Linked DNA regions of Homo sapiens: regions 1, 2, 4 and 5 are each linked to region 3. A link is a contact called in ENCODE Hi-C or POLR2A ChIA-PET data. All regions are on one chromosome and are shown on one strand. The core of a region is the stretch at or near the end of the contact, and the rest is flanking DNA. Distances in the headings are between cores, read along the strand shown. Region 1 overlaps NSL1 (NSL1 component of MIS12 kinetochore complex). Region 2 holds the start of RPS6KC1 (ribosomal protein S6 kinase C1). Region 3 holds the start of NEK2 (NIMA related kinase 2). Region 4 holds the start of FLVCR1 (FLVCR choline and heme transporter 1). Region 5 overlaps VASH2 (vasohibin 2).

Region 1 (4,073 bases), core at 1,386-3,885, 1.1 Mb before region 3:
TTAACCTGCTTTATTTTTCTCTGCCACTTACAGATATTATATAATTTCTCCTTATTTTCCTCTTCCCTCCCCACAGTATTGTAAGCTCCCTGTGAGCAAGAACTTTGGGATGCCCAGTTTTCCCTCTTTTTTCTTTTCTTTTCTTTTTTTTGAGACGGAGCCTTGCTCTGTCGCCCAGGCTGGAATGCAGTGGCACGCTCTCAGCTCACTGCAACCTCCACCTCCCAGGTTCAAGTGATTCTCCTGCCTCAGCCTCTAGACTAGCTGGGATTACAGGCACCCGCCATCACACCTGGCTAACTTTTGCATATTTAATAGAGACAAGGTTTCACCATATTGGCCAGGCTGGTTTCAAAGTCTTGAACTCGGGTGATCCTCCCACCTCGGCCTCCCAAAGTTCTGGGATTACAGGCATGAGCCACTGCGCCCAGCCCCTGACTCTTAAGATTATTTTCTGACATGGTACACTCAATAAATATTTATATTTTTGCAAACAATACATAATTTTATATAAATAGGATTGAATTACATATTACATTGTCCCTTTTAAAAACCAAAGTCGGCCGGATGCAGTGGCTCACACCTGTAAGCCCAGCACTTTGGGAAGCTGATCGCTTGAGCACAGGAGTTTGAGACCAGCTAGGGCAACATGGCAAAACCCCGTCTCTACAAAAAATACAAAAATTAGCCAAGCATGGTGGTGCATGCCTGTAGTTCCAGCTACTCGGGAAGCTGCAGAGGGAGGATCATTTGAACCCAGGAGGTCAAGGCTGCAGTGAGCTATGGTCCTGCCACTACACTCCAGCCTGAGTGACAGAGTGAGAACCTGTCTCAAAAAAACCCAACAAGGATAGCATTGTATTTTTACTTTTTGTTTTTGGTTTCTTCTCTCTCTTCCTGTCACCCCTTTAGATATCCAACATTAACCTGGTATGAATTCATTTATCCTTTTTTCTGTGCTTATATAATTGTTACAGGAATAAATATGCACTGGACATTTTGGGGGCATAATTTACAGAAAATTTATTCATGTGTTCAAATTATCTGCAATTTCCTAGCTTAAGTTTATGGTAGACATCCTCCATTCGACTGCCGTAGCTCTAACCTTATTGTTTTAAATTGTGGTTATCTTTTAAATTGTATTTCTTGTGCTTTTAATAAATGCAAGCTTAATGTAAAATTTTTAATAATTACATATAGATATATATGAAAATATATACATATTCATATTTATATGAAATATACCATAACTTCGCCTCCCAATCTGTCACATCCCACACATCTTCAAATAGGCAACTATTATCAGTTTGCTGTGTCTAATTTTAGATCTTTATCAATGCATTTGTATGCACATAGGTAGACACAGGGGTTTTTTTAGTTGTTTATATAAATATTACATAATGCATTTTATTCTGTCATTGTTTTTCTTTTTTCACTCAACATGTAACATAGTTCAACTCCATGGTTTTTATTGGTAATTTTTTTCTTGCTTATATACACAGAGACAATTTTATTTAAATAATATTATATATGTATTTTTGTTTTTTGTGAGAGATTATTTGGTTTTGCTAGATTCCTCTTTTCTCCCATCTTCCATTAACATCTCCATATATACTTTTATCTGAGGACTCCTATATTCTAGAAAATCTTTAACCTAATCCTTCAACTTTGCTTCTTTCTCATTTCTTCTATTTTTGTATTTTATGTTTTTATTTTATAACCTATTTTTCTTTTGCAATGTCTTATGATTTTCTTTAGCTATTGGAGCTGTGTAGCATTTTAAAGTCATTTTTATATTGCTCTATTTTCATTTCATCTGCAGTAAATTCCTCTCCCTGACATTGGTTATACTGGCTGTCTTTCATGGTTTTAATTTCTTCATGTATTTTAGACTTTTGATTTGCAAGTGCTTCTTGACTAGAATTTTTCATGTGCATATCTGTCTACCACTGCTTTCACTCCCTCTGTCTAGTAGGTTTGGTTGCCTTCCATCTGGCCCCAAACAATCCCAGGCTGGAGCCATATCTTAACACTGGCAACAGAGGGCCTCTGTCCCAGTGTGACACTGGAGATTGGTCCAGGCCCAGGCTTGGAGGCATTATCTGCTTCCCATCATTTCTGGTTTAGCTTTAAGTAAGCTTTGCTTCCTGGCAGCGGTTAGGAGCAGTTTTGTCTTTTGAGTTGGTTTTTTTTTTTTTTTTGAGACAGAATTTTACTCTTGTTGCCCAGGCTGGAATGTAATGGTTGCTCACTGCAACCTCTGCCTCCTGGGTTCAAGTGATTCTCCTGCCTCATCCTCCTGAGTAGCTGGGATTACAGGTGCCCACCACCACGCCCGGATAATTTTTGTATTTTTAGTAGAGGCGGGGTTTCACCATGTTGGCCAGGCTAGTCTCCAACTCCTGACCTCACGTGATCCACCCATCTCAGCCTCCTTAAGTGCTGGGATTACAGGTGTGAGCCACCGCGCCGGGCTGGTTAGTGGCAGTTTTTTTCAGCCACCTTTTCAGGGTGGGTAAACTCTGTCTCAGCCCTCGGTTTCAAACAGTGAAGCTGTCTCTTCGTTTCCTGTTCTTCTGGAGCACTTCGAACACCTTTTATCTTGCAGGAGGCCAATTCCTGGCTACTTCTGCTTACCGGTAGGCCTGCAGCTTTAGCCTGACTTGCAGCTTTTTCTCTTCTCCTTTTTTTCTGGTTCATTGAAATGTTTTATTTTGTATATGCTTTAGGATATGTCATTTTAATTTTCTATATTCACTGATGCTTTTGGACATAGGAAGGGAGTTTTATGCACTACTGAAATCAACTTGACTAGGAAGTCTTAGGATACTTTTAAAAATGCAAATCAGTTTTCAGTCCTCTGCTTAAAATCCTAAACTCTAGACTTTTAGCATTCCCTTAGGTGATCTGGCCCCTACCTACCTCTCCAGATTTATTTCAGGCACTTTCCTGTTTGCTGCCAGTCTTTCAGTTCTTTGAAAGTGCCTCACTGTCACACATGCATGCCCCCTTGCCCAAGTTTGACATCTTCCCAGTTCTCTTTTCTCATTTAAATGTTACCTCCTCAGAGAGATCTTACCTAACCACCCTCATTAAAATACTCTCCCCAGTTGTTTATCATGACACCTGTTTATTTCCTTAATAGTACTTGTTACAGCTTATAAGTATTTGTGTTTATTTTCTTGTTTATGCTCTCTCACAAAACTGAAAGCTCCATGAGTTTTTTAATATTATATTTACATTATATATAGCCAGCATATAGCAGCATGCCCAATAAATACATCATGAGTGACTGTTACTCATTGGTCCATTCAGTTGTATATATTGAATGGCTACAGTATGACAGAACTGTTCTCAATGTGGCAGATGTAATATTAGTGAGCAGCACAAAGTTCTTACTCTATAGAGTTTATATTTTAGTGGGAGAAGAAAAGTAATAAATATAAAAATAAATAAGTGACATCAGTGCTTTAGGGTGGTGTGTTTAGGTGATGGGGAAACACTTTTCTGAGGTAGTAACAGGAAGGAATTTATCTGGTGATGATCAAGAAAAAGAGCTGTCAAGCAGAGGGAAGAGCTAGAATAAAGTTCTTAAATCAAGAATGAGCTTGAGTATTCATGGAACAAAAGACCAGAGAGGCTGTAGTGAAGTGAGTAATAGAGGGAAGAAGCATTGCAAGACAATGTCAAAAACTTGGCTGAGGCCAGATAATAACGAGCGAGGGTCAGGAGTTTGAAAGTGTGCCTTAAGAGAGGTGCAACATGGTACTGAAGGAGGTGGTGAGGTGTAGGTGGGAAGGTGTGCTGCAGAGGATTTCATCTACTGAGCAAATGGGTTCAACACATCTCTATAAATTGTAGCAAAGGGTTATCTTTCAGAAAATCACAAATCACTGCTGTGTTTTTGGTTTCATTTTCACCAGGGATGCTGCTTTCTAATTCTTGGTTCTAATGGCTTAATTACCTCTTTAGAAACCAGTAGAAGCCACACATCTGATGCTGTGCGTGATTGCTTGTTTATATTCATAAAATACATTGGAAATAGAAAGGAAGTACTCACTTAGTGCTTTTTT
Region 2 (4,421 bases), core at 1,650-4,149, 1.4 Mb before region 3:
AATTTGGCCAATGCGGTGGCTCACGCCTGTAATCCCAGCACTTTGGGAGGCTGAGGTGGGTGGATCACCTGAGGTCAGGAGTTCGAGACCAGACTGGACAACAAGGCGAAACCTCGTCTCTACAAAAAATAGACAAATTAGCCGGGTATGGTGGAGGGCGCCTGTAATCCCAGCTACTTGAGTGGCTGAGACAGGAGAATCACTTGAACCCAGGAGGCGAGGTTACTGTAAGCTGAGATAGCGCCACTGCACTCCAGCCTGGGCAAGAGAGCGAGACTACGCCTTGGAAAAAAAAAAAAAAAATTCTGAATTTGGTTAACCTTTCCTTTTGTAAAGTAACAATACAAATAATTATACTCAGTGCTTCCAATTCCAGTTCCACACACATTCATACCTCCAGGTCTTTATGGACTCTACCCCTTCAACTGTCTACCTTTTCATACCCTCTCCTTTTCTGGATTCTTCCCCTCTTTCAACTATCTTGATTGGTACATATTCCCCAATCTCTTGATCCAGAAGCAATCTGTCTTCCCACAGCCCTTTTCTGTAGTGTCTGCTGGAACTTCCTGTGTTATATCACACTTAAGTATACTAAACTCTCTTCTACTATGAGTATCCTTGAAAGGAATAAAGATCCCTGCTTTATTCAGCCTTATGTCCCTCAGTATTTAGTGCCTGGATCTAAACATTTATTGGGTGTGCTCCGTACAATGAAGAGGAAAACATTCAACAATGTTTTTCAGGCACTGTGTGCCATGCACATGCATGTTCTTTTATCTATTATTTGATATAAGCAGAAACAAATGCCAATGATAGAGAACTGCTCTAAATCCACTAAGAGACACAGACATGCAACTAAATTAATACAATATAACTTTCCTGTTAAATTAACGGATAAGTAGGATGCTGTGAGAGAAACATTACGTATGTTGAAAACTGTTCTGATTCCATACACTATGTGTTAGGAAACTAAGCCTAGATTTTCAAAGGGCCCAATGACTAGAAAGGTTTCAAGAGTGGTATAATAAGGGCCCCTCACTCTCACAAAATTTCTTACACAACCTGAAACTAACATTCCACCCATGTAACAACCTTAAGTGCAAGCAGGGAGCAACAAACATCCCTCTATTCTCCGAACAGCAATCGGCAATAGCAGGTCAGGTCTTCTCATTATCTTTATACAGACATGTTCATCTATCCCTCCTTCTCACATTTATCTGAATTGTGCACCATTTCCATACATCACGTGCCACTCCCATGCCCCAAACTGATCTATTTAACCTTTAAGATTCTTCTCAGGCTGGGTGTGGTGGCTCATGCCTGTAATCCCAGCACTTTGGGAGGCCGAGGCAGGCGGATCAACTGAGGTCAGGACTTCGAAATGAGCCTGAGCAACATGCAGAAACCCCATCTCTACTAAAAATACAAAAAATTATCAGGGCATGGTAGCACATGCCTGTAATCCCAGCTACTCGGGAGGCTGAGGTAGGAGAATCGCTTGAACTCAGGAGGCAGAGGTTGCGGTGAGCAGAGATCATGCCATTGCACTCCAGCCTGGGCAACAAGAGCGAAACTCCGTCTCAAAAAAAAAAAAATTATTCTGAAGGCCTGCTTTACATCCTCCAAATGTATATTGAACTACTGTTACTTAATCTGTACCTCTCTTCTTTAAAAATTGATAAAGTTAATTATTAACATTTTATATAACTTGGAGTTAGGCAAAACTGGTTTCAGATCCCAGACAGATCTGCTACTGCCTTGCAATGTAAAGTTGGGCAAGTTACTAAACTTGCTTTAATCTATTTCTTCCTCATTAAAATGAGAATTAAATTGGGTGATGTGCATAAAATGCCTACTATACACATATATTCATGCACACATACGTCACATACATATATACTTATTTAATTTTGATTTATTCTTACTTTCCTAGAAGATGCAGACTCTCTTTAAAACTCAAGGCAAAAGCAATGAAACATAAAGTGGGTACTAAAAATTGGACCAGTTAGTTGATGTAAAGGAGCCTCCCAACTTTAAAATGTGCCCTCATGGTAGCTCACACAAGCCACCCTCAGCAGATTTTTTTCACGTCTCCTACTGAAAAACATGAAAAACTCAAAGGTTTGACAAAGCCCGGATCCACAGTTCCTAGGTTGGTGGCCTAACACTGACATCTGTCCCAAGAATCTGTCTTTCTCACAGCAAACCTGATAAAGGTCAAGAGAAAAAACAACTTATATTACATAAGCCAAACAATACATAAATTAACACTTTTTAATCTGCATTATCTTCCTGGAGCAAGCAAAACCACTTCTGCAAATTGCGAACTCAGAAGAGAAAGTCCAAACGGGATGGGAACTGAGTCATCAATTTAAAACCATCAACCACTGACTGCCCCACCCCCAGAAAGAGGACTCTACCACGACCTACTACAGTGAAGCCCTGGGCATATCACACTCAGCCACTACTCTAAAAATCCCAACCTCCGACACCCAAGTCCCGCCAGTAGGAGCAGCACCCAGTCCCACCCTCGGCTCTGAGCCAGAGTCAGGTACCCTCACATCAGGGTCCCCACCCCAGATCCTCAGGTCCCAATCCAAGCTCTACCCCAGCCCGACACCGGCACTCACCCGGGCGGTGACCTTATATACTGTGTAGCCCCTCGGGTGTCGCTGGGGCTCGGTGACAGTGTAGAAACGGGCCAGGTCGGCACTCCGCTCCCGGTAAGAGGTCATCCTCCCGCCGCCTCTGCCGCCGCCGCCACCCGCCCGGGATCATGAGGGAAACCCGGCGCCGCCGCGGTCCAGGTTCCCCAACGCAGCGGCGAAGCGGCGAGGGGGCGGTGGCTCCAAGGCGGCTCCACGGCGGCGCCTCAGCTGCACAGCTCTGCTTCCGGGTCAGCAGAGAAGCTTCCGGGCCAGGCTATCTCCCGCTTCTAGGGGGAGGGGAGACTCCTCCTTAGATTCTAGCCCCTTTGGGGCACCTGGGACTGGCCTGTAGTTGAAGACTAAGGGGTCGCGCTGCCACCCCCGTCACTGCGGAGACCTCAGGCCTCTCCACTAAAGACGACCTCTTGTACGCTAGCTCCGTCACCTTTTATGAGATTTTATGAGAGTTGGTATAGCCACGCCACACCGGGAGAGCGTGGTCCTCCCTGCCTCCGCCCCGCCGTGGTACAAACTTAAGTGGAGTGTTGAAGGGATGGAGAGATACCATAGCCTAGCACCTTCTTTCCTTACCTATTCACAGCCTATCATTTTAAATACCCACAGCAACATCTCATTCTCTGAGACATATCCCTTACTTCTTTCTAAGACGAATTTCCTTCCATTGAGCGCCTTTCTGTAACACATCTGCACAGCAAGCCCCCAACCCAAAAAAGCTCCCAAGCCAATATCAATCTTTTAAAAATCCCCACAGGTTCGAAAATCTGGAGTCCGCCTCTGGCTAGAAGAAAGAAATATGTCACTCGACCTCTCCGAGTCACTCACTACAGTTTCCAATTTCAGCTGAGGTTGTTATCAACGCTTGGCAGTTCCTTTATCTTTTTGTGATCAAGGTTCCTTTTCATTCCACAAAATATTCATGCCAAGTCTTTGCCATTATCCTAAAGACTCTGTTCCTCTTCCTTTTGCCTCCCTACTCTCCGCACCACCACTCTTCTTTACAGGGAAAAAAGAAGAGGAAGAAGCAGCTATGGCCCTTAGTACCAATTCCTTTGTCTTCTCACATTTCCATGCCAGTCTGAAACGTACACATATCACTTGCTCATTTTTACAGCTAATGACTCCACATGTGATCTGAATCCCATCCTCTTTGGCAAACCTTAAGACACTGTTTCAATGACATTCCAAATCTCCTTTCTGTATGTTTAATCTCTTTCTCACCACTGGCTCCTTCTTTTCAACCTACATATATCTAAGTCTATTAGTCATTCATTAAACCTGAATTCACCACCTACTATGTGCCAGACATGATGCCAATTTGGCATTGGAGTTACAAAGATAGTCCCTGTTCTCCGACCGGGCGCGGTGGCTCACGCCTGTAATCCCAACACTTTGGGAGGCCGAGGCGGGCGGATTACCTCAGGTCAGGAGTTCGAGACCAGCCTGGCCAACATGGTGAAACCCCGTCTCTACTAAAAATACAAAAAATTAGCCAGGCGTGGTGGCAGGCGCCTGCAATCCCAGCTACTTGGGAGGCTGAGGCAAAAGAGTCGTTTGAACCCGGGAGGTGGAGGTTTCGGTGAGCCAAGATCGCACCATTGCACTTCAGCCTGGGGGACAAGAGCAAGACTTCTCTCAAAAAAAAAAAAAAAAAAAAAAAGGTAGATAGTCCCTGTTCTCAAGTACCATCTAGTAGGAAAAATAAAGACACAAAATATACTGTGATAAGTACCATGGTGAATGTATATATGGAGT
Region 3 (4,019 bases), core at 814-3,313:
TCACTGCAACCTCTGCCACCTGGGTTCAAGCGATTCTTCTGCCTCAGCCTCCCGAGTAGCTGGGATTACAGGTGCCTGCCATTGTGTCTAATTTTTGTATTTTTAGTAGAGACGGGGTTCACCATGTTGGCCGGGCTGATCTTGAACTCCTGACCTCGTAATCCACCCGCCTTGACCTCCCAACGTGCTGGGATTACAGGTGTGAGCCACCGTGCCCGGCCAGGGCTCTGTCTTATACAGTTTCATGTTGCTATAATAGGATGCCACAGACTGGACAATTTATAAACAATAGTTTATTTGGCTCACGGTTCTGGAAGCTAGGAAGTCCAAGATCAAGGGGTAGCATCTGGCAGCAGCCTTTTCTCTGGGTCATAAAATAGCAGAAGGCATCACATGGTAAGAGAAACAGCAAGGGAAAGCCAAACTCATTTTTATAACCAACCGACTCTCAAGATAACCCACTCCTGTGATTACGTTAATCCATTCGTGAGGGGTAGCCCTCATAACCCAATCAATTTAAAGGTCTCACCTCTTAACACTTTTGCATTAAGAATAGTTTCCAACACATGAACTTTGGGGGATACATTCAAACCACAGCAAGCTCTATGGATACCAATCTGTAAGAGGCACAAAAATAAAAAAATGATGCTAATTAACACAGCCACTTGCAGTGCCTTACATAACTTTTGAAACCTAAATTGGTCCTATTCCCCTGAGGTAAGACAGTGCCCTTGAATGTTAATTTAAAAATTCTCCTGGTTGGCAATTCCAATTATCTTATGTTATATTCAGGGCATGTAATAAGTCCCTTATTTTTACATAAAGAGCTTTTAAATTCTTATTAATAGAAAATCAGGTGTCTTTTAATCCTTTGCTGAACAGATATTTAAAGAAAACTGGCCTGTTCATGCATTTCCAAATTATTAGCTTTCTGGTAATTTACATATTCCTCTAACAAGCCCTGGATGGAGGCCTCTAAGTCCTCCTTCCCTGGTAAACATGGGGCTGTTCATTTGGCTGGGTAAGCTGAGAACGTTGGTGTGTGGGTGCGTAAAAGAGAATCTGTGTTCAATGAAGTATTGTCGATAGGGTTAATTGTGTATTTGGCACACATAAACGGGACAAGACGTGTAAAGTACTTGGTAGGAGAGCGACAGTATTTCTCCTTTTTTTTTTTTTTTTGGAGACTGGGTGTCACTCTGTCGCCCAGGCTGGAGTGCAGTGGCGCACGGCTCACTGTAACCTCTGCCTCCCAGGTTCAAGCAATTCCTCATGCCTCAGCCTCCCAAGAAGCTGGGATTACAGGCCTGCAACCCCATGCTCTGTTACTTTTTTTTTTTTTTTTTTCATTTTTAGTAGAGACGGGGTTTCGCCATGTTGGCCAGGCTGGTCTTGAACTCTTGGCCTCGAGCAATCCGCCCGCCTCGGCCTCCCAAAGTGCTAGGATTATAGGCGTGAGCCACAGCGCCCGGCCTAATTTTCGTATTTTCAGTAGAGACGAGGTTTGCCCTGTTGCCCAGGCTGGTCTGAACTCCTGGGCTCAAGCGACCCACCCACCTCGGCTTCCCAAAGTGCTAGGGTTACGGGCGAGCGTGAGTCACCGCGCCCACCCGGGAGTCTGTATTTCTAATTTGTATTCAGCTCTCAGCATATCCTCAACGTGACCCCACCCAGGTTCAGGGTACTGGAACCTGAGCGAGGAATGCGTGTGCCGGGGAGAGTAGGTAGTGTGAGGGGCCAGAGTGCAAAGGTCAGAAGGCATCTGGTGGAAGCGGTGTGCAAAGAAGCCTGAGGGGAGGACCTTAGATCTCGGTTACCTTGGCGATCTCTATCAGAGGGTTAGAGTTGCCGAGAGGCGCCAGCTGCCGCTTCCTCTCTCCCGCCCTCCGTTTGGCTTAGCTCGCCGGGTTCTCCCACAGGTTAAAAGCAGACGCCGACGCGGTTGCCTAGTGACACTTTTCCCAAAATGCCTAGGGTATTGTTGTGTTCTTCTTAGCCAATGAGAGAGGCGAAGCGGCCCACCGCCTGCCAATAGACTGCGAGATCAGGGCCCGCGACGGTTAAACGGGGCCCAAGGCAGGGGTGGCGGGTCAGTGCTGCTCGGGGGCTTCTCCATCCAGGTCCCTGGAGTTCCTGGTCCCTGGAGCTCCGCACTTGGCGGCGCAACCTGCGTGAGGCAGCGCGACTCTGGCGACTGGCCGGCCATGCCTTCCCGGGCTGAGGACTATGAAGTGTTGTACACCATTGGCACAGGCTCCTACGGCCGCTGCCAGAAGATCCGGAGGAAGAGTGATGGCAAGGTGAGCGTGGGACCTACCCTGCGCCTGCCCCTGCTTAGGTTTCGTCGCCTCGGGGCGAGCGCCCTGCGCCACCGAAGGGAACCGACAGGGCTGAGGAAATGGGTGCCCGGAAGACTAAACCGTCTTTCCTGGGTCTGCATCTGACAGCCTGTCCTGGGTGGCTTAAAGGATGGGAGACCGCTTCTTTTGATATATGTATTTCCATCTTTTCCCGTTTCTCTCCCCATTTCTCTCTTTCTCCTGCTTTGGCTTGCTAAGGACCTTCCATTGGTGACAGGTAACTAATTCCTGAGCTGTTTTTAGAGCTCTAAGAGTGGCCCTCTCAGGCACAAGAAAGGGGCAGGACTACCAGAACCCGAAGCTTTGTATCTGCAGTCAGACTCCCTCAAAATATCCATTATTAGGATTATTGGATTCATATTTCCCAATGTATATAGGTAGAACTTTTACAGAAAGTAACATTGGACAGGAAACTGCCTGGCTGCTGATGGAGGGATCTTTACCAAGGTGTCTCATCCTGGGAAAACACGACTGGGGTGGAATGGGGCAGGGACTTTGACCACCTTCACCCCAATTTTGACTATAGTACCTTTTAGCCAACTTCCCACTAACCAACTGAGGGTAGGGGTTGGGGGAGTCCTCATGTGCCTCATTCCCGTTTGTCTCCCCACAACATACATTTACTGCTTAGAACTGGAGGAAGATTATGGAAGTAAACTCACAGCTCCTTAAGTTCATTGAACTAAATTAGATAATGACCTTGATTGTAGGATATAATTAAAAGGGAGGTAATTTGTTAAATCTTGGAACTTTCATTCTTTGTTTTTGAGCATAATGAGTTCATTCATACCTTGGAAATTCTTATTTCAGATATTAGTTTGGAAAGAACTTGACTATGGCTCCATGACAGAAGCTGAGAAACAGATGCTTGTTTCTGAAGTGAATTTGCTTCGTGAACTGAAACATCCAAACATCGTTCGTTACTATGATCGGATTATTGACCGGACCAATACAACACTGTACATTGTAATGGAATATTGTGAAGGAGGGGATCTGGCTAGTGTAATTACAAAGGGAACCAAGGAAAGGTAAGCATAATCTTTTAAAAATGTAAGCTGAAATTGGTCTAGTTTCATTTATTTTAAGCATCTTGTTTTAGGATCAGTAATATGGAAGAGTGTATTTGTATTTGTTTGGTAGGTCCACAGTACTTTAGAAAATTCCTGGTGAATCAACACCCATATTTTATATCAAAATAACAATTTATAGGCTGAGTGTGGTGGCTCACACCTGTAATCCCAACACTTTGGGAGGCCGATGCGGGAGGATCACTTGAGCCCAGGATTTCAAGACCAGCCTGGGCAACATAGTGGGACCCTGTTTCTACAAAAATTAGCCAGGTATAGTGACATGTGCCTGTAGTCCAAGCTACTTGGGAGGCTAAGGCAAGAGGATTGCTTGAGCCTGGGAGGTCGAGGCTGCAGTGAGCCATGATCGTGCCACTGCATTCCAGCCTGGGTGACAGAGTAAGACCCTGTCTCAAAAAATATAAATAAATAAATAAATAAATTCCCTATTTGTACACTGGATAATTTATATCATCCCATCTTGGCAATGATTTTTTTAGAAGTTATATGCTGTATAACTGCTTTGGTTTTAGGCAATACTTAGATGAAGAGTTTGTTCTTCGAGTGATGACTCAGTTGACTCTGGCCCTGA
Region 4 (3,842 bases), core at 1,287-3,786, 1.2 Mb before region 3:
TGAGTCTGAAGCTCCTTTATTTATTCAACATGGTTTTATGGAGAGTAATAAATGCTGGTGATACAGCTGTGTACATTCAGACCACATTCCTATTTTCATGAAACTTACAATCTAATGGTGGGGATAAGAGAAAAGTAATAGGTAAGTAACATATGAACATGTAAACAATAACATATGAGACAGGGATGAGTGCTATAAGGAGAATTAAAGTAAAATAATGTAAAGAGAGTGACTGGGCAACTCTAAATGGGATCAAGAAATGCTACTGAATATTTAAAAATGAATTTAAACTGAGAGATGTGTGACAAAGAAAATGTAATCATGGCCGGGCGTGGTGGTTCACACCTGTAATCCCAGCACTTCGGGAGGCAGAGGTGGGCAGAGAGCTTGAGCTCAGCAGTTCGAGACAAGCATGAGCAACATGGAGAAACCCCATTTCTACAAAAAAAAAAAAAAAAAACCACACACACAAAAAACTTTATAATAGCTTCTGTCCAAACCTGCAGATGCAACCAACTCAAGTATCAGTCATAAATTATTTTGGACAAACAACTATAGTTCAACCTACTCCATCTTCTGTACTTTTAGATAAGGGAAATGACTATAAAGCAATAAGCATGTAGATTCTCATGCCTTGGCCACCTGAGTAGCTGGAATTACAGGCATGCACCACACCATGCCCCACTAATTTTTGTGTATTTGGTTTTGCCATGTTGGCCAGGCTGGTCTCAGACTCCTGGCCTCAAGTGATCCGCCTGCCTCAGCCTCCCAAAGTGCTGAGATTACAGGCGTGAGCCACCACGCCCAGCCCAGAACTTTTGGTTAGCAGTCATTTATGTGTCCCTTATGTGCCAGGAACTGTGCTGACTGCTAATATATGAAATTAAAAGGGAGCTGTTCACAATGACCTCTCAAAATGGAAACAATCTTCCCAGAACCCAATACCTTCCTTTCACAAATACACTGGTGACAAAAATAATACCCCAAGTCTTGTTCGTTACTGCATTGACAAATTTTCCATGTTAGGCATACACAAGCCAATACAGTTAATTATTATTATTATTATTATGGTTACAGTTTATTATTATTATTTGAGACAGAGTCTCACTCTGTCACCCAAGCTGGAGTGCAAAGGTGCAATCTCCGCTCACTGCAACCTCCACCTCCCGGGTTCAAGAGATTCTCCTGCCTCAGCCTCCTGAGTTGCTGGGACTACAGATACCCGCAAGCAGGCCTGGCTAATTTCTGTATTTTTAACAGAGACGGGGTTTCCCCATGTTGCCCAGGCTGGTCTGGAACTCCTGACTTGAAGTGATCCACCCACCTCGGCCTCCCAAAGTGCTGGGATTACAGGTGTGTGCCACCGCGCCCGGCCCAGTTAATTATTTTATAGGTAATTTTCAAAGCAAGATGACAAGGTCGTTTGGAAAATTTTGTCCTTACAAAGAAATTTATAGCCCACTTCAATCCAAGACGGCCTCCTATTCAACGGCTTCATCTCCTCTTTTATAGACAAATACCTCCTGGGGCAGTTCATCCATACAGGCCATAGTTCTCACGGCCTATGACTTTTTCCGGTCTTTTAAGGATCTGACTTTCACCTACCACTCCAGTACTTACCTGATTGCCCAGCACGGCGGTGGCACAAGCTGTGGACACCTCTTTGGGCCCAAACCACACTGAGGCGATGCGGGAGGGCAAGCCCAGGATGAACACCTGGGCCACCGAGCACAAGCACTGGCCCAACATGGTGACCCAGAAGAGATGCTGCTGCACACTGCCGCACTTGATCCAGGCACCCAGGCAGTTGAGGCCGGAGCCCAGCAGGGCGGTGAGCCGCAGGCCTCTGGTGTCCAGCAGCCAGGTGGCCGGGAAGATGAGGGGCACGTAGGCCAGCATGTACACCATGGACAGCCAGTCGATGTGCAGCAAGGTGACACCGTAGAAGCCCTCGAAGACGTTGCTAATGATGCTGTACTGGATCCACTGAAAGGCGTTGACCAGCGAGTACAGGCTGAAGATCAGGAGCACCACGAAGCGCCGCGGGGAGAGCGCCGTAAGGGGCAGCGGGCTGCTCTCGGCCCCCGGGGTCTCAGCTCCCGCGCCCGCAGGCAGCAGCCGGGCCTGGGTCTCCTCTTCTGGGGCCAGTGGAGTCTGAGGCCCGCCCAGAACTCCCGAGGCGGCAGCGAGGCTGTCCCGGGGGGCCCCATTCACCGGGAAGGTGCCCGCTTTGGGCCCGTTCTGCAGCTCCACGCTCTCCTTCCCAACGGGCGCGCCCCTCGGCAACGGGAGGTATCCTTTCGCGAGCGGGTGTCCGGGCGCCACCGCCGCCCCCTCCTCATCGTCTGGCCGCGCCATATCCCAGGCTCCCCGGCGCCACCTCGCTCCCCCGCCCCACTCCCCGACTCCGCTCTCCCGGCCCACAGCCCGAGGTCCTCCTGGGGCCCCACCTCCAACCCCTCGGCCCACCGCTCCTTCCCCGGTGGCGCGCGCCGCGAACCGCAATCCGCGCTACCGCGTGAACAGATGAAGGTCTCCTCCCCCGCGCCGCGCGGCAGTCACCCCTTGTCTGGTCCCGCCCCTAGAGTCGCGCGTCCTGCATGACTACGGCCCTCCGGCCAATCAGCGTGCGCCTTTGTCCGGCGCGAGAGCCAGTCGGGGAGCTACCGGGCGAGAACTTCGGGAGGCGGGGGAGGAAAGCGGCCGGCGAGCGCTGGCTGACATTTTCCTGCCCGGAAGGATGCATGGCCCGGGGTCTCCTGCACCTGAGGGTGGGCGGGAGGCGGCCCCGCGGGTTGTGTTGCTGGAAAAAGGGGTCTCGATCCAGACCCCAAGAGAGGGTTCTTGGGTCTACTTCAGGGAAGAATTGGAGGCGAGTCACAGAGCGCAGTGAAGGAAGCAAGTTTATTGGAATCTACTCCGTTAGAGAGTGCAAGTCCTCAGACTGCAGGAGGAGGAACTCCCGTCCTTCGGTAGTGTCACTACTTAGAGGCAGCTGTGAGGAGCTGTGATTAATCGTGGAATGTGCTGATGTGCCCACTAAAGGTAGGGGCTGTTGGTGCACTAATGACCATTAATCCTTCAACCTAAGCCTGCGCATTGACGTTATCTCTGAGTAGAGGGCTGGGCCGGGCTCGGTGGCCACGTCTGTAATCCCAGCACTGTGGGAGGCCGGACAGGAGTCTCCCTTGAGCCCAGGAGTTCGAGACCAGCCTGGGCAACATACTGAGATGCCATCTATTTAAAAAAAAAAAAAAAAAAAAAAAAGCCAGTAGCCAGGCGTGGTGGTGCATGCCTGTAGTCCCAGCTACTCAGGAGGCTGAGGCAGGAGAACTACTTGAACCTGGGAGGCGGAGGTTGCAGTGAGCTGAGATCGCACCACACTGCCCTCCAGCCTAGCCTGGGCGACAAAGTGAGACCTTGTCTAAAAAAAAAAAAAAAACTCAGGACATCTGGACAATTCCGCAGACTTGGTGGGAGATGTCCTGTATGGCCATAAATATTGTGTAATTATAATTGTTGGTCAGCTTAGAATGCGGCTATTTTCAGACCTTTAGCATTAACCTTATAGGTGCCTTGTGAGTGCCTAGTTACTCACTTTAACATGCAGTCGCTCTAGCCATGTTTTATTAAACCAGATGCCTGGTAAGCAGTGGCTCCTCTAACAAGTGGGCAGCTTGGAACTGGGAACGAGAGAGCCACCGAAACAGAATGAGGGAGACAAAGAAGTGGGCATCACCCTTAACTCCACAAGGGCTTCCCAAGGGCGCTGTACCGTACGCAGGCCCAGGACGAACTTTATTTCTCGCCCCAGCATCGCTGTCCTTGTCGGTGAGACCCTG
Region 5 (3,797 bases), core at 405-2,904, 1.3 Mb before region 3:
AAACACAAAGGCCAGACTGGCGGTACAGCCTGCAGGCTCGGGAGTCCAGGAAGGGAAGTGTGGGAAAAGTGCCACTGTAAACGTTAGACTCTTAATCCCGGATGTTAAGAATGTGGAAGAGATTAAACCAGGGGTGCTCTTGGCCCAGCATTTACAAGTTTAAGCAAAGACCCCAGGGCCACCCTTCTTGTGGAGTCTGGCCAGAATCAGGTCAGACCAGGCCCCGATTTAGGATTCACGGCCGGTCTGGGTAGGCCGCAGAGGCAGAGCATGGCCTCAGCTGGACGGACACAGGGAAAGGGAAGCTTCATTCACACCTGTCACCTTCATTCCAGGCCAGTCCGCTCCTCCCTCACATTCCTTGCTTCCCCTGATGGAAAGCACCGGTGCTGGCAGCTGCCAGGGCAGACAGCTGATGTTGCTATGTAAACAGAGGCCTCAGCCAAGACGGATTCGGCCCAGAAGAGATTTTTCAGCCGGTGCCCATCCCTTTGAGCCCTCCCCAGGCAGGAGACTCTGGCCATAGGCCAACTGTTGGAGATTCCAGGGCACAGTTTCCAGGCTCTGATGTCACTTCTCCTTTCCGGGACAAGAACCCCTCAGCTCTAGGAAACCTCACCCTGTCTGCCCCTGTCTGACCCTATGTGACCCTGGGGAGCTCACAGAGGCTCCTGGCTCACTCTGCCTGAGGTGGTCTTTTCTGATGAGGCCCATCATTCCATCTTGGTTTCTCCAAGCATCCCTGGAGACTCTGGGCCATATGAATTTCCCTGGGGGAACTGACCAGGCAGTCACTGGAGTAGAAACTGCCCCTTCACCATCTTGGCGGTTTAGCTTTTCCCTTCGTAGCCTTCCTAGTGTTCTTTTTTGTTTGTTTGCTTCCCTCTACTTTCCACCCTAAGGAAATCTCCTTTTCTCACTGGGGATATTTCTCATTTGGGATCTAAGGAGAATTACTTCTTGGGCACCAGTCAATGTGATTAGACCATGGAATCAAATTTATTTTCAATGACTTCATTAAACAACTTCTGCCCTTACTCAACCAGATGTCTGGACATACGTAATCCTTCCTGACAGAATGCAGCAGGAATTCCATTGTCCAGCTCAAGGCCCTGCAGTGAAAGGAGATGGGCTTTCAGGGCTTACTAACCTCTGGGACCCCCAGGGTGTCCAGCAGGGCAGACAGAGCCCGCTGGAGCCATGAACTGCCACAGAGATCAGTGATGAAGAAGGGAAATCAAAGAGGAAGAAAAGGGGAGGCAAAGAAAGGTGACCAGCAAAGAAAACAGGAGGAGAGACAGCAGGAAAAAAGCAGCCACACAGGGGAGAGAAGATGAAGAGGTTCTCATGGGTCCTCAGGAACACTGGCCTCCATTGAGAAGAATGTTTCACGTGGTCACTCTGGCTGCAAAACCAGAAAATCACTATCTGCTCACTCCAATTCACCCAGGGCCAGCTCATAGGCAGCAAGCCAAGAGTCATGAACTGTCAGAAATGGAAAGGACCTCGGAGAGCGCTGAAGCTTCCCAGTGAGGGCGCTGTTGGCATTTGAGGTGGAACGGTTCTTTATTGGGCAGGGTGGTCCTGGGCTTTGCGGGGCATTTACCATCTCAGGCCCCCGGCCCTAGCAAGGAGCCTCCTCACTTACCAAGATGTGAGAAGCAAACGCTTCCACCTCCCACCACACTTCTAACCCTCCTCTCCCAGAGCTGACCCAGTTGAGAACCCCTGGGAACACCCCTTAGTGAAGAGCTGCAAGGGTTCTGAGGCCCGGGGCTGGGAAGGAGTTGGTTTAAGTTCACAGATGGCCTTTGAAACATGAATCTCAACCTCCCTCTCCCTTTCTCTTTACGAACCACAGGAAAAAACTTGACAATTCAGTGTAGTAGGTGCTTTACACACTCCCAGAGGAGCAGTGTGAGAAAGGACCCGTGGGTGGAAGGGTGGGGGAGTCCTGGTTTCCCTCTTGAAACTTGGTCTCAGCGGATGCTACGCAGTCATCTTCACCTGCCCTCCCCCTCGGCTGATTCTTGTCAACCCAGTGACACTGATCCTCCTCTCGAAAGGGATTATTTAGACAAGTGCAAAAATGGAGAGGAATTCAAGGCTGGAAGTCGCTCCAGCTGGAGGGAGGAGGTGGATGGGGATATAATGCCACTAAAATTATCCATGGCAGACAGGGACTGGGACCCCACAGCTGATGGGCCTCTCGCCTGTTATGGTAATTTTCCACCCTTTGGGCCCCTCCCAAGCTTCCTCATGACACCCAACACATTTAGAAATGACGCGATGGCCTTATGTAATGCTGACAGAATAGCACAGGGACAGAGTCACCAAACCCTAGTCCTGGCCATCTTACAGTAAGATTCCCGGAGTTTGTGGAGTGATTGGGTCAAGACCATATTTGTCACTTTCTCATTTCCTCGCCAAAAGCAAGATTACCTAGAGAAAAGGCTGCTTGGCGAAGGCCATGGGTGGAAGCTGAGAAGCTGCTTCTCTCCAAACATACCTCCAGGAACACAGCTGTCCTGAGTTCTAGTGTGGCAGAATGGCGGGAGCTGGAATCTAGAGAGGGAAGCTGGGGCTTGGCGCTCCAGTGCTTGTGGCCTCTCACAGCTCTTCTTCTTATTCTCATGTCCTGCACCTCTCTTCCCTCTCCTCCTACACAGTAGACCCTGCAATCTCTTCCCCAGCCCTGCAACTCAGAAGTCAAGGTTTCGGAGGAATTAGGGAGAGAATCTTCCCTCCTCAAACACCTCAATCCATTTGAAACTTCAGCTGAGAGATCTGCCCTCCAGAGTTCCCTCCCAACCTCCAAGTGCTGGAGAAAGAGAAAAGAAGTGGCAAGGGTTTCCGCCACCAAGAATAACCATAGTCTTACTGGATTTGCTAATACAAAATTGTCCACGGGCACCTACAAGCCAACTGGGCTCTGTGGATGGTCAAACCGTTCCAAGGCCACTCGGCCCTAGTTGTGGGGAAAAAAAACCGCAAAGACTCTGACCTACTGGGAGCAGTTTAGGAAGGAGGACTTTTGGGAATCAATGTTTACCTGGGAGGAAGGGCTCGAGGGCAGGGGCGTGAGTCAGGGGGATTCTGAGGCAGGTGGCAATCACTCTTCACCTTTTTTGAAAAGTTGATGATTTCACTGAACCATCAGCCATCACCTCCGTGCTCCTGGGGCTTTCCCCACTGGGGCTGGGATCGACTTTGGGGCGTGGAGGGAGGAGGGTGATGGAAGAGAATTCCCCTCTTCCTGCAGGTCTTCCTTCCTGACCTCGAGTGACCGACCACTCCCTTCCCCAGTCTTTCTCCCCATTCCCAGGCCCACTCTGATGTGCTGGCAGGGTAGGAGGGGAGCGGGAGAGTAGATAGCTTTCACTCACAACTGAGGCAGTCTAACAGCTGTCCTCTGCAGGCGCAGGGGTGGTCACTTGCCTTGGCTGCATGAAAAAGTAGTCAGAGATTAGCGTATGGGCATGGCCTAGGGGATGAAGGACCGGAGGCCCAGTCTGGCCCCCAGGAGAGTGACCAGTTGGGCCCCTCCCAGAATGACTTCACTGGGGCCCAAACATGGGAGCCAGTGCAGGGTCAGACCCCCTAACTTCACCTCCACAACCTCATTATCCAGAGATCCAGGCAACACTGGACAAGGCTGAGCCCCTAAATCACACCCAACGGCTTTATCTGCCCCTCTCAGCAGACCCAGTACTTTTAGCCAGTGACTGTTATTTTTCAGGGTCAACCGCCAACTCAGTTTTCCCATTCTGATTCATCAAACACAGGTGGAGGCCTGC

What was found. A loop is a pair of places that touch in the nucleus more often than their neighbours do. ChIA-PET counts read pairs that join two places held with the same protein, here RNA polymerase II (POLR2A). Pooled maps may share reads with other maps.
Region 1: a loop to region 3 is called in a pooled map, with 4 times the contacts of the local background. The contact joins the enhancer-like site here to the promoter of NEK2 in region 3. A Hi-C loop is called at or near these places in 1 of 37 single-sample maps with no recorded cell type and 2 of 50 pooled maps. POLR2A ChIA-PET finds 5 or more read pairs at or near these places in 2 of 52 experiments (A673 and activated B cell).
Region 2: a pooled map shows a loop between it and region 3 (6-fold over the local background). The contact joins the promoter of RPS6KC1 here to the promoter of NEK2 in region 3. A Hi-C loop is called at or near these places in 7 of 50 pooled maps.
Region 4: a map of OCI-LY7 shows a loop between it and region 3 (4-fold over the local background). The contact joins the promoter of FLVCR1 here to the promoter of NEK2 in region 3. A Hi-C loop is called at or near these places in 2 of 168 maps with a recorded cell type or tissue (OCI-LY7 and naive thymus-derived CD4-positive, alpha-beta T cell) and 9 of 50 pooled maps.
Region 5: a pooled map shows a loop between it and region 3 (4-fold over the local background). The contact joins the enhancer-like site here to the promoter of NEK2 in region 3. A Hi-C loop is called at or near these places in 2 of 50 pooled maps.

What each region holds. Positions count from the first base shown.
Region 1 is chr1:212,752,898-212,756,970 of GRCh38, reverse strand. The region is part of intron 4 of NSL1 (NSL1 component of MIS12 kinetochore complex); the gene reads left to right. Among named protein-coding and RNA genes, the nearest start is that of NSL1, 37 kb to the left of the region's middle. Within about 2 kb of position 2,635, at least 4 of the 41 ENCODE cell types and tissues checked have a DNase peak (open chromatin) inside an H3K27ac peak, as active enhancers do.
Region 2 is chr1:213,049,719-213,054,139 of GRCh38, reverse strand. It overlaps RPS6KC1 (ribosomal protein S6 kinase C1), which reads right to left and starts at 2,899. Exons shown (of 15, transcript NM_012424.6): 1 at 2,631-2,899. The coding sequence starts at 2,735. RefSeq lists a silencer at 2,671-2,770.
Region 3 is chr1:211,673,665-211,677,683 of GRCh38, reverse strand. It overlaps NEK2 (NIMA related kinase 2), which reads left to right and starts at 2,063. Exons shown (of 8, transcript NM_002497.4): 1 at 2,063-2,300; 2 at 3,171-3,388; 3 at 3,961-4,019. The coding sequence starts at 2,205. It overlaps NEK2-DT (NEK2 divergent transcript), which reads right to left and starts at 1,922. Exons shown (of 4, transcript NR_148994.1): 1 at 1,818-1,922; 2 at 530-617. RefSeq lists enhancers at 1,783-2,077, 2,100-2,359.
Region 4 is chr1:212,856,969-212,860,810 of GRCh38, reverse strand. FLVCR1 (FLVCR choline and heme transporter 1) reads right to left here and starts at 2,536. Exons shown (of 10, transcript NM_014053.4): 1 at 1,621-2,536. The coding sequence starts at 2,358. FLVCR1-DT (FLVCR1 divergent transcript) reads left to right here and starts at 2,673. Exons shown (of 2, transcript NR_027286.1): 1 at 2,673-3,045. RefSeq lists silencers at 2,086-2,295, 2,376-2,435.
Region 5 is chr1:212,977,893-212,981,689 of GRCh38, reverse strand. The region is part of intron 7 of VASH2 (vasohibin 2); the gene reads right to left. Among named protein-coding and RNA genes, the nearest start is that of VASH2, 29 kb to the right of the region's middle. RefSeq lists enhancers at 1-178, 2,011-2,060 and a silencer at 1,429-1,723. Within about 2 kb of position 1,654, at least 12 of the 41 ENCODE cell types and tissues checked have a DNase peak (open chromatin) inside an H3K27ac peak, as active enhancers do.